2 separate regions of the Mus musculus genome follow, and region 2 is linked to region 1. Evidence: chromatin loops called from intact Hi-C (ENCODE). Cell type or tissue: heart. All regions are shown on one strand. Links, peaks and the distances in the headings refer to the core of each region. The heading gives the core; the rest is flanking DNA.

Region 1 (6,034 bases), core at 280-5,279:
CTTTACCAGTGAAGACAGCCATTTGGATTATGTAGAGCTGGAATGAGAACGGCCCTCATAGGTACATATATTTGAATGTTTGGTTCCCAATTCATAGAACTGTTTGGGAAGGGTTAAGAGGCGTGGCCTCGTTTGAAGGGGGTCTGTCACTCTCAAGGGCATGGTTTGAGCACAGGCACGTCAGTCAGTCAGTCAGTCAGTCAGCCTCTCTAACCCCTTGTGTGTGTGTGTGTGTGTGTGTGTGTGTATAAAAAGATGGGAATTCTTTTTTTTTAAAGATTTATTTATTTTTATTATATGTGAGTACACTGTAGCTGTCTTCAGACACTTCAGAAGAGGGCGTCAGATCTCATTACAAATGGTTGTGAGCCACCATGTGGTTGCTGGGAATTGAACTCAGGACCTTTGGAAGAGTAGTCAGTGCTCTTAACCACTGAGCCATCTCTCCAGCCCCCGGAAAGTCTTAACTATACCAAGAAAATAACAGGCTGGAGTTGCTAAGATGTGTGGTGAGAATGAATCTTCCATGAAATTGTGAAAGGGAGAGAAATTCATGCTAGTTTGCTGAAATTCATACTAATTCACACCACAGATGTGAGAGCCACAGGATATGAGGAAGTTAGTGAGAAAGCATTATGTGGAGTCTGTCATCTGTGTCTGTGTGTGTGTGTGTGTGTGTGTGTCACCTGTGAGTGTGTGCACGCATGCACATGTGTGCAGAGTTTGGTATTTGGTACTAAGACTTGGGACATCCCTTGGGGTGGTGGGCTCCCCTCACAGATGAGGGGCGAGCACTGCACTCTGCATTTATTAGCTTCTTATATAAATGCTTACTAAGGTTCTGTTATTTTTTTTTCAGGGAATTTACAAACTTCTCAAAACACAAAGAATAGTTTTCCATGTGTGCAATAGAAGATCTACAGAGAAACTGTCCATGACCTCAGACTTTCTCCCACATTAAGGCAGAAACGCTTACATGTTTCTAGGCAATGCAGCAGGTGCCTGTTGGACATCCAGCATTTCAGGTCATTGCAGAACCTGTATCCACTACAGTAGGCATGCGTACCTGTTCTTCCTCTCCCTAGTTCAGTGGCTCTCAACCTTCCCAATGCTGTGACCCTTCAATACAGTTTCTCGTGTTGTGGTGACTCCAACCATAAAATTATTTCATTGCTACTTCATAACTGTAATTTTGCTGTTTTGAATTGTGATGTAAATATCTGATATGCGACCTCTGTGAAAGGGTCATTCAATTCCCAAAGGGGTTGCAACCCACAGGTTGAAAAGCACTGCCCTAGTGACTGGTCAAGTTCAGCAATACTCCAGACCCTGTGTCCTGAGGGGTTCTTTTGTTATTGCAGTTGTTGTGAGCTTCTTTTTCCTCTTCCTCCTCCCTCTTCTCCTTCTCCTCCTCCTTCTTCTTCTTCCTCCTCCTTCCTTCTTTTACTCCTCTTTCACCTCTTCTTCTTCTTCCAAGTTAACACAAGTTACAATCATATGAGAGAGGGGCCCTCAACTGAGAATATGCTCCCAGTAGATTGCTTGTAAGGCAAATCTGTAGGGCATTTCCTTGGTTGATAATTGATGTGGAAGGGCCCCACCCACTGCGGGTGGGGCCATACTTGGACAGACAGTCCTGGGTTCAATAAGATAGTAGTCAGAATAAGCTATGAAGAACAAGCCAGTAAGCAGGCAGTATCCTCCATGGCTCTGCATCAGTTCTTGCTTCTAGGTTTCCCACTTTCTGTTCCCACCACCATCTCCCTCAGTTGCTGGGGTATGGAAGTGGAAAATTGAGTTTTCTTTGGAAAGTCAGTTGTATTGAATGGTATTTTGCTGGGGCAAACACCTGGTGTGCCACAGCTTCTTGCCGTTTTCAAGGACGTAGACTGATTGGCAGAGTGATGTCAGCTGAGACAGATGCAAGTGCTGAGGGAAGCCCATGATGTTTGGAGGGAATGTAAAAAGGACTCAATGAACAGTGATGGAGGCTGACCTTGGCTTGCTTATTGAGCTAGCTGTGCAATGCTTGTGGGTCTTGCATCTTTGCTGATCTTCACTTTGCTGAGAGAGGCACAGCCAAGAACTTTTCCTGGTGTTCCTGTTGGCCCTGGTCCCTCCTGCTGACTCCTGCCAAGGCTGAGGCTTAGCTGTCGTTGCTAGGCAGTACCACAATCACTGCTGATTTGTGTTCGCTATCCCGACTCTACCTAACTGGACTGCTGGTGTATCTGTGAAGCGTTTGCGATCCGATCAAGCTGCTGCTGCTGACCTGTGAACTGAACTGCCAATTTCCAGACGACGCAGACGGGAGCTGCTCCAACGAACCTTTCTAAACAGGTCCACTTCCCCCGCACCCTTTCTTTCCCATGACCTCTGGTGGGTGGTGGGCTACAAGGGAGGTTAAAGCATTTAAGGACCATCATTAAAAATAGGATTTGAAAAAATTAAATTTAGTCATGGTGTTCATTGCAGCAACAGAATCCCTAACTATGACACCCTGAATTGGAAACCATGTGTTGCCACTTGAGGAAGAACTTACTGTGGAGAGATGCGATGGATGCCAACTCCAGAGACTTAACAGGAAGCTGTTGGCTACCCTAGTGGTGGTGGGGATTTCAACCAATGTTTAACTAGTTCCTTTTCTGTCAGTGTGACAAAACTCAGCAGAAATAACTTAAGGGAGGAAGGAGAGTTAAACAGTGAAGGCATGCTGGTGCTTCTGGGGGTGGGAGTGTGTAGTAGTGGCCTGTTTATATGGCAGTGGATAGGAAGTGCAGACCAGAACCAAAGGTGAGCACGACCTGCAAGATCCTGTCCCTCGTGACCCTCCCTCTGCCAGCCATGTCCTAACTTTCTGAGAGTTCCACAGCTTTCTAAAACACCTCTACAAGCCAGGGAACATGAGCTGGTATGTGTGTGTGGGAGGTATTTCAGTTCAAAAATCTAACATGTGTGAAGACTCAGGCTCAAGTATCTAGGTCTTAGGGACAGCTGTGGAGTCAGCCAGAGGTGGGTCATCTCCCATAGTTTAAGGAGTGTTTTAATACTTAAATACGGGTAGAAAACAAATCAACAGTGATTGGCTCTGTTACAAATCCCCTCCTCCACTACAGTTAGACCCATAACAATGTTCAGCTGTTTCCTTTCTGGCCACCAGCCGTGAACTAGGGAGCTTCCCCTCTTGCTTGGCACCTAACCAGCAGAACCCTATTCTCTGTGGGCTAGGCTCCTTCCTCATCGAGACAATGGTGGCCACTCACTGCACACCCACAGGTTTCTTCCTCCCCGCCCATTAACTGCTGCTACCATCTCTCTTCATGGCAGCTGAAATCCACCCATGTCTTGAGCTTCCCGGGAAACGCCTTCTGTTTTCTCACTGTCCTTACTGGTTGGCCACAAATCAATTCAAATGCTTTCCTTTCTATGACCATCACATCTCCCATGGTCCTCTGGACTTTTATTACCACTCCTGCCCCTAGAGATGTTGATGTTTTATTATCAGTATCATCAGTACTTAATATAGGCCTGTAAAATAGTATGCACACCATAAATGTTTGATGAATGAATAAACTGAGCGCACTCTAGATTAATGGCTCCCTGCTATGCAGAGATCAACTGGCCTGTTGGAATGCTACAGTGTAACAACTGGCTTCCTTCATGTGGGTATTGCAAGATATGGTGGAGGAGGAGAGGTAGAGTTTTATCTTGGAGTACCCCAATATCAGAGAGAGCAGGGCAGTGGAGGCTCATAGACATGCCAGAGAGTTTAACAATAAGGTTCTGAGAGCTGGGCTGTTCTCTCATCAGATACAACCAAACAAACTGCACTGTCCACTGCACCAGTCACGGGTATTATATATTGAATGTAGCAAACCAGATGTGGTCCATTTTCCCACAGATGTTCTGAATGGCGGCTACACCTCCTCACTAGTTTCACAGGCCCGCTCCTCTTAGATGCAATTCTACCACACACACACACCCCTTCGGCTCTCATAATTTGGATTTCTCTTTATCCCTGGGTTTGGGGCAAGATTCAAATCTTAGCTCTCCCACCTACCACGTCTGTGATGCTAGGTGATAATTTGAGATCAGGATCATCGCTCACTGTTTTTATCTCTTGAGTCAGTGGAGAAATCGCTTCACTCTAGGGTTAAAGATTAATATGACTAATGGGATTCAGTGTAACACATGACACCTGGTACCCAGTCACTGATATTCTTCAGGACGTCAAGAATATCACCTCTCCTCTCCAATGCCAGAAATCTGAAAAGACTGGCAGTAACTAACCATCCACTCTGCCTCTACACTGTACACCCAATGAGCCCGGTCCCTCCACTGAGGTACCTGGGCCATTCTACAGACATACTTCGAACAGATCTTAACCTTCAGTGACCTGGTCCTCTGCCTTCTGTGCTTTTGTGGCCATCCTGATCTTGATCTTTGAACTACGTCTTTGATATCTAATAAGTGTGTATTCTTTCCATCCTCTTGGGGAAATGATGTATCCTCAACTCTTCTGCCTCCCGTCTGAGTGCCCCAAGGCCACGAGATAGTGTTGCCCATGGGCCCATCACAGATGCAGAAAACATAAAAGCATCCTTCCATCTCATTTAAATGCCTTAATAATATTCTCTCAGAGGAGATGGGCTAATTTTATTTAGCCAACCTCAAAGCATTAGATATTTAGATTGTTTTTAATTCTTCCCTGTTATAAAAATCCTTATGAAATAGTCTTCATGCACCTTTTGTTACTTCCTCTGGGCAAAATCCCAGAAGTAGAACTGTTCGATCAAGTGTGATTCAAAGTCCTTCACCACATACAGCCATGCTGCCCTCCAGGAAGGTTGCACTAATTTATCTTGTTTTTGTCCTTATTTGGTTCTTTACAAAGAGCTCACAAGATATTTACCTGCCTTGTCTTCACATAGTTGGTGGAGCTTGGAGTTGCCTTTAAATGCCTCCCCACAAAGCATAATAAATACCTCAGCAGTTGACTCAAGGACAGGGCATTTACGTTTGCTTGAACACGCTAATAAACCTGGTGTCGCTTTAACAAGACAGATCCTATGCCAATTCTCAAAGAACCAGTGGCATATTTTAAAAATTGATCTAACCACTTTTACTCCTTGTGTCAGGCAACGGAAGCGAAGGCACGAGTGTGTACTCTATTTGTCAAACAGGCGAGAAGCGGGAAGGGGCCGCTCACTTCAAAGGCTTCTGAAGTCAGCCTGTGAAACCGTCATCTGCACTTCTCAGTAGAACGAACGCACACTGCGTCAGTAACCGCTCTTGACAACTGAAACACTAGTGCGGAATGTCTTCTACGTTAAGACCAAAGACAATTAATATTGCATAGTGACTGGCACAGCCAATGCTCAGTAAATATTTGTTGAATAAATGATTATCTGAAGACATAGGTTTAACAGAAATTCATCTCAGGGGCTCGCTGGGAAATCTTACATATGAAATCTAACCGTTCACTATGCTCTCCGATTTGTATTTGCCAGGAAAAAAAATTAGACTTACAGTCTTTTTTTTTTTAATCAAGTCATTAAAGTAAGTTGCCCTGTGAATTCCTACATCTCTATGGAAGCCAAATCCATCAGCAAGGCAACGAGATCCACCTTCCTTACATACAGAATTCCAGTAAAGACAAAGTGGCTACTCATTGTCACGATGTGTCCCTCGTGAGAACAAGCACACACGCGTCTCTCACCATCCGGGAGAGTAGGCTCACAGCAAAAAGTGAAGGGAGAGGGCAGCTCCCACCCACCCTCCAGAAACGCAATTTATTTATACCACCTTCGTGAGACTAATGAAGCTGTCAGGGAAATAAAGAATTCAGAGATTAAAGCTGCAAAGGACAGACTGACATAATTAAAGACGCCTTCTGTCCCTCAACACCGTGGATTACTGACTTCATGTCTCACTGGCTTCGTGAAGTGACTGCTCTACAGTACGTACCTGTGAACCACACTGTACAAATCCTGATTGTAAACAGGACACAGAACCTGCCTTGTCAGTGGAAAAA
Region 2 (6,034 bases), core at 617-5,616, 73 kb after region 1:
AACAAAAGACATTACCAAAAAGAGACACAAAGCAAGAAGCATTTGGAGGACCAAAAAGAAAAAAAAAAAAAACTATGAAAACTCAAACTGCGGCAGAAATTAAAGTCACCAGCAGGCTTGAGCCATCCAATTCCGGGTATGCTCATTAAGTTGGATCAAGAGATCAAAGAGCAATCGTGCAAAGTGTGGGAGCCAATATCAGATGACAGAAGTATTCACAAGCTGAGATAGAGAAAGAAAAAAAAATCCCAGCATATAACACTTTTTTTTTCTTTCTAGAATTAAAGGCTATTTTGCTCCCCAAATTAAACTTTCTCCCCCCCCCCCAAAAAAAGTGGTCAGGCGTGGTGGTGCACACCTTTAATCCCAGCACTTGGGAGGCAGGCCGATTGCTGGGAGTTCAAGGACAGCATGGTCTATATGGGGGTCTCACCCTGTGGTCCTCAGCCCCTTTGGGGTCTGACTGACCCTTTCCCAGGGTAGAGTATCAGATATTTACATTACAATTTTAACTGTAGCAACAAGAGAGTCATGAAGTAGCAACAAAAATGATGTCTGGCTGGGGGGTCAGCACAACATGAGGAATATATGAAAAGGTCACAGCCCTGGGAAGCGTGGGAACCATTGGTCTACATAGTCAGTGAGTTCCAGGTCAGCCAAGGACAACAGTTAAAAAAAGAAAAGGAAAGGCCGGCCAGAGCGAAGGATCTGCTAATGTTTCCACATGTTAACAGGATCTAAATCAGGACTCAAAAAGAAAAGCCCACAAAATCCCAGAGGAAAGGGTTTATATACAGAAGATCAGAGTCTGATGCATAGAACTTGTCAAGAACTAGCTGGAGAAACATCCTTGAGTGCAAGGTCATCAGTTAAAATCCAGGAAGAGGAAGGCATTTTCAGACGTGTCTCTTCCATCTCTGCAACTCCAGCCTTCCTCTGTGAGGCCCTGGGAAATGTGTCCATGGAACACTCAACCAACAGGAAAGACAACACATAGCAAGGCCCTCCTACAAGACAGAGCCTAAAGGAGCTGGCAGGAAGGTGCTAAGTGGAAACCATTCTCTGCCCTGAGAGCAATGGAAGGTTCCAGAGGCTCTTCCTCCAAAGATGACCTTGACAGAATCCCTGTGTGGCTGGTTATATCGAAGAGAGATTTACAACTGGTATAGAATTTGAGGTTGAATTATTCATAACTATATCAAAGATTAACAATGAAAAAAAAGTCAATATTGGCCGTGCAACCTAACCATGAGAGGCAAAAGTAAATCAAACTATATTAAACGGTTCATCTGTGGAGAAGATTCCACAGTTGCAATAAAGTAAACACTGGATATTGATCTCATCCAAATTACAGTACAATTACAATATGATTACAGCTGGCAAAAAAATGAGAACTGAGAAGCAAGGGGCAGGAGGGGATGAAAGCAAACTAAATGCTGGCACCAAAGGATGGTGCCTAAACCTGAGAAACAGATAAGTTACAGTGTCAGTGTGTGGATTAGAAAGGCACACCTGATACCCCCTGACAGCTCACAACTGCCTGTAACTCTAATTCTAGGGGAAGCAGATGCCCTCTTTTGTCCTTCAGGACACAGTACACATAAACTCATGTAGGTATATACATATTCACACACAGAACAAATAAACAAACACGTTTTTACAAAAAGGAAGAAAGAGTTCATTGGTAGAGCACTTGACAAGCAGACGTACACTCTGGGGTCAATCATCAAGCCTAAGAAAATAAAGAGAGAGAGAGTGCATGCTCACTTCAAACATCTCATGAGAGCCAGTACCTACAATATGCCGGACCCTACGCTACATGCAAAAGATGTATCAGTGTACCAACCATAAGATGTTCCTTTGTGGGAACTCACTCTGCTTAGAGAAAAGAAGGACATTAACAGGTTGCTATGTCAGACTATATCTCAGGTAACTATTTGGGGCAGGGTGGGGAAAGGAACGACATCTGAAACCTGAAAGAATGGGACAGAAGTTGACTGTGGGGAAAAAGAAAAGCTTTAGGGGAGGAGGGGAGACCGATGGTGCAATCGCAGAAAAGGTTTGGGTGTGCTCACGACAATGCCTTGGGGTCAGTCACCAAGACTGAAAGAACATAAAAGAGAAAAGAGGCCACCCTCAAATACACCTCTCAATACCCAGCCAATATGACCCCAAAGGAAGGCAGAGAAGAGGAACAAGCTGAAGTAGAGGAATCCAGATGGACTCCAATGAAACGCATTCTGCGAGGCAGACAAGAGCAGAGTACCCCAGCATCACAGAGCTGCCTGATGCAAGAGTGGGCATCGCACACCAGCCAGTAGACTACTGTTGGGGGCAGCTAACAAGGTTGACTGAAGTGGAGACAGAGAAGACAAAGTCAAGATCATTTTGAAAGGAGAACTCAGGTTCTGGAAGGAATGAAGGTACCAAAAGAGTACACATGGTGGGACCCATGGCTCCAGCTGCACATGTAACAGAGGATGGCATCAGTGGAAGGGGAGGCCCTTGGACCTGTGAAGGGTTGATGCCCCAGTGAAGGGGAATGCTAGGGCGATCGGGGGGGGGGCACCCTCACAGAAGCAGAGGGAAGGCGATGGGATGGGGGTTTGAGGAGTGGAAACTGGGAAAGGGAATAACATTTGAAATGTAAATAAATAAGATATCCAAAAAGAAAAAAGAAAAAGATATCAAAGGAGAAACCCGGACCGGTTCCCACCTCATGTAGGTAGTATTTCAACTCTGGAGATGGGGAGGAGGTAACACTGTCCGTCCACAGACAGAGAAGGTACCAGAATAGGAGGCAGGATAGAGTCAGGGACACATGAAGCAAATCTAGACTTCGTTCTTGGAGAAGCAGGCAAATGGAGTGTTTGAAGCTCAAAACAGTTCAAAAGTGTTATATCAAAGCCCTGGGCACAGAAGAATATGCAGAGAAAATGGGGCGCAAAACCATAGCAGGAAAAAAAAAATAAAGTCACCATTCCAACATCCTACAAAGAAGGAAATGCTATCAAAGGACCAGAAAATAGACAGCAGGAACTGGGAAGACAAATTGGGAAGTAATTACAAGAAGGAAGTGAGCCCTGAGTGAGTTTCAAGGAAGTAGCATCCATCCAATCCAAGTAGCATTCCCAAGCTAGGGAAATAAAGCATTGTAGAAAAGAGACAGAAGAAAACCCCGGGATTCCACTCACGGGCCACTGTGACTCGCTGTGCAGGGGCACAGGACTCTGTCTCAGAGTGCTCATCTAGAACACGGGACACAGGAGAGGTGGGGTTCTCAAACCCCAGTTCTCAACGATGAAGCACAAACCACCGACCATTTTGCTCATCCTCCTCCGATGACCTAAGGATCCCGAATAGTGACCCTCAAGGACGTCCCATCCCGCCAAGCTTAGTAAGAGGTCTCCTGGAGAGCAACCAGGAAACCCTGGGACCCACCTGTGAACCAAAAAAGGCTCTGATGGGCAAGCTTCCCACGCTGGAAGCAGACAATGTCCTGGCAGAGAAAACAAGGTTTGTGAGCACGGGGCAGAACTGTTTTATCCGGCTGCTGTGTTTTTCTAGCTCAGGGCCTGTGGGAAGAAAGGAATGCAATGAAGCTAGAATGTCTCATTTGGCTGATGCAGAGACACAGGAGAGGTGGGGTTCTCAAATCCCAGTTCTCAACGATGAAGCACAGATCACCAACCATTTTGCTCATCCAATTCCTCCAAATCAAACACATCTGAGAATAAAATCACAAATTTCTAAACCCATGACTTTAAACCACAGGTGGTCCTTTTAAAATATGCAACTGGCACAGACCGAACCCATTCACGGACCATAAGGCTTCGCTGCACATATACATCCTGGGTCGATCACTGCAGTCAAGTTCATTAGCACATATACCACCTCCCACCCTGCTGGGCACCGCACCCCTAGAACTCACTCACCTCAACTTTAAGAACCAGCTGATGGTACCTGCCCATTCCCCCTCCTCCAGGGCCTGACAACCACGGTTCAGCGCTCTGCTTCAGTGAGTTTGACATTTTCAGATTCCACATATAAACAGTATTTGGCTTTCCTTTCTGCCTTATTTATTTAGCACAATGTCCTTCAGACTCATACATGCTATCACAAATGGCACAATTCCTTTTTTATACGGCTGAATAACACTAATAGGCATGTGCATATATACACATACATACACACATGCATACATATCCCCATAATACTCATAGGCATGTACACACACACATACATATCCCATAATAGTCATACACACACATACAGACATGAATATATATTCCATAATAGTCATAGGCATGTACATACACACATATATATCCCATAATACTCATAGGCATGTACACACAAATACATACCCCATAATAGTCACAGGCATGTACATACATACACACACATAAGTGAGTATGTACACACATACATACATATCCCATAATTTCTTAATCCATTTATCATTAACAGATGGGTATTTCCATATTTAAGCTACTGCAAATAATCCTTCAATGCATGTGGAAATGCAGATCTTGACTTCATTTCCTCTGGGTATATACTACGACTGTCTGATAGTGCGGAAGTTCTACTCTTAACCTTTCCTTGACCCACCATGCTGTTTTTCATAATGGCGCAGCAATTCACATTCCCATGGAGGTATACATGTGTTCGCTTTTCTCCACACCTCACAATCGTCGTCTCACCAACTTACCAATTGCTTAATAGAAGTTCTAAGACACTGAAGCAAGCGCTCTTCTTCCAACATAGTAAATGCTCAAAGTTAATAAGTAGTCTCATTTGGAGGCCTCATCACAGGGCCAAAGACACAGGACTTAAAAATCAGAAAGACTTGGGTTTAAATTCCAGTTCTAACTGTTCCCATGTGGTGTGTGTGTGTGTGTGTGTGTGTGTGTGTGTGTGTGTGTGTACGTACTTGTAAAACTTGAGTCCTAAATGGCAGGGCAGTTACACATGGTCATCGGTGTGACCTAGGTGGGAACCGTGTTCCTTATAGGTTTAGAACATTAAGTGTTCTCTTCCTTTTTATTCTAGAATATACGGCCATGCCTCTGAAGTTCTGACAGGAACAGTTGCTCACTGATAGGCTTTTTCTGGCCTGTTAAATATTTTTCATCCAAAAATATGAAAAAAAAAACTGGTAGAAACTTTTCTAGATATTTTTTTAAAGTGATGCAAAATACATTTTGTACACTATAGTAAAATGAAATACTATGGAAACGTCTTACAGTGGGAGCGAGGTGGGATGGCCCACACTCATGATCTAGTACTGTGGAGGTAGGGGACAGGAAACTCAAGTATTTAAGGACATCCTTCAGACACAGGGACATGACATCCATCTCAGAAGACAATCGAACAAAAATATTTTATTTCCCTCATGTGTGATGGTTTTGCTTCCACACCTCCCAGGGATGTGGCAGCCCTTGCTAGCCACGAATCTGTGAAACATGTTTATATAGATGGCAAAGTAGTTCTACACATTTTGGCCATTGTTCCTCAACACCTTAACATCCTTGCGTCTACCCGCAACACTGCCCAGTTAGTGGCCCTGGTTCCAAGGAAGTTCAGCTCTGAATCTTCCACCAAAGACAGCTATTTCTTTGTGTGATATTTACACTGAGCCACACGGCAACCTATAGGCTACAGAGCCACAACAAGGAAACACAAGCACACGGAGCTGGCAATGCTTTCCCCGTGAAAACCATGACTCTAAACATCTAGGATGACAGCGAAAGACACGATTTTTTTTTTTTTTGTCATTTAAAAAAATCTACGGAGCCAAAAAATTTAATTCAGCTATTTGGCTTGTGACCACTCACAATTACATCTTCAGCATGAACACAAAGATGATTTAAAGCACGGTTCCATGAAATAGTATTTCCATCAGACATCCTCACACCAGCACCCTGACAGCAGCATGCCATTCAAAGCACCCTGAGCAACATCCGAGGTCACCAAAATCCTGTTTTCAATCATGCCAACATTAACATTGCCTTGCAGAACATTTCCCCCCAGA

Evidence for each region. Peaks named below come from ENCODE experiments on the same cell type or tissue, not always from the same donor. Only the 100,000 strongest peaks of a DNase experiment are listed, where the experiment ranks them.
Region 2: a loop joins it to region 1, with 6 times the contacts of the local background. A loop is called at or near these places in 2 of 42 quality-filtered maps.

Annotation. Positions count from the first base shown.
Region 1 is chr15:95,903,656-95,909,689 of GRCm38, reverse strand. The region is part of intron 3 of Ano6 (anoctamin 6); the gene reads right to left. Gm41389 (a long non-coding RNA gene) reads left to right here. Exons shown (of 2, transcript XR_875611.2): 1 at 1-2,340; 2 at 5,139-6,034. Among named protein-coding and RNA genes, the nearest start is that of Gm41389, 5.2 kb to the left of the region's middle. In heart, for the core only: no CTCF peak of the experiment used is centred there; DNase peaks (open chromatin) are centred at 2,149 and 3,199.
Region 2 is chr15:95,830,962-95,836,995 of GRCm38, reverse strand. All of the region lies in intron 1 of Ano6 (anoctamin 6), which reads right to left. Among named protein-coding and RNA genes, the nearest start is that of Gm17546, 3.9 kb to the right of the region's middle. In heart, for the core only: no CTCF peak of the experiment used is centred there; DNase peaks (open chromatin) are centred at 705 and 815; H3K27ac peaks cover 528 bases.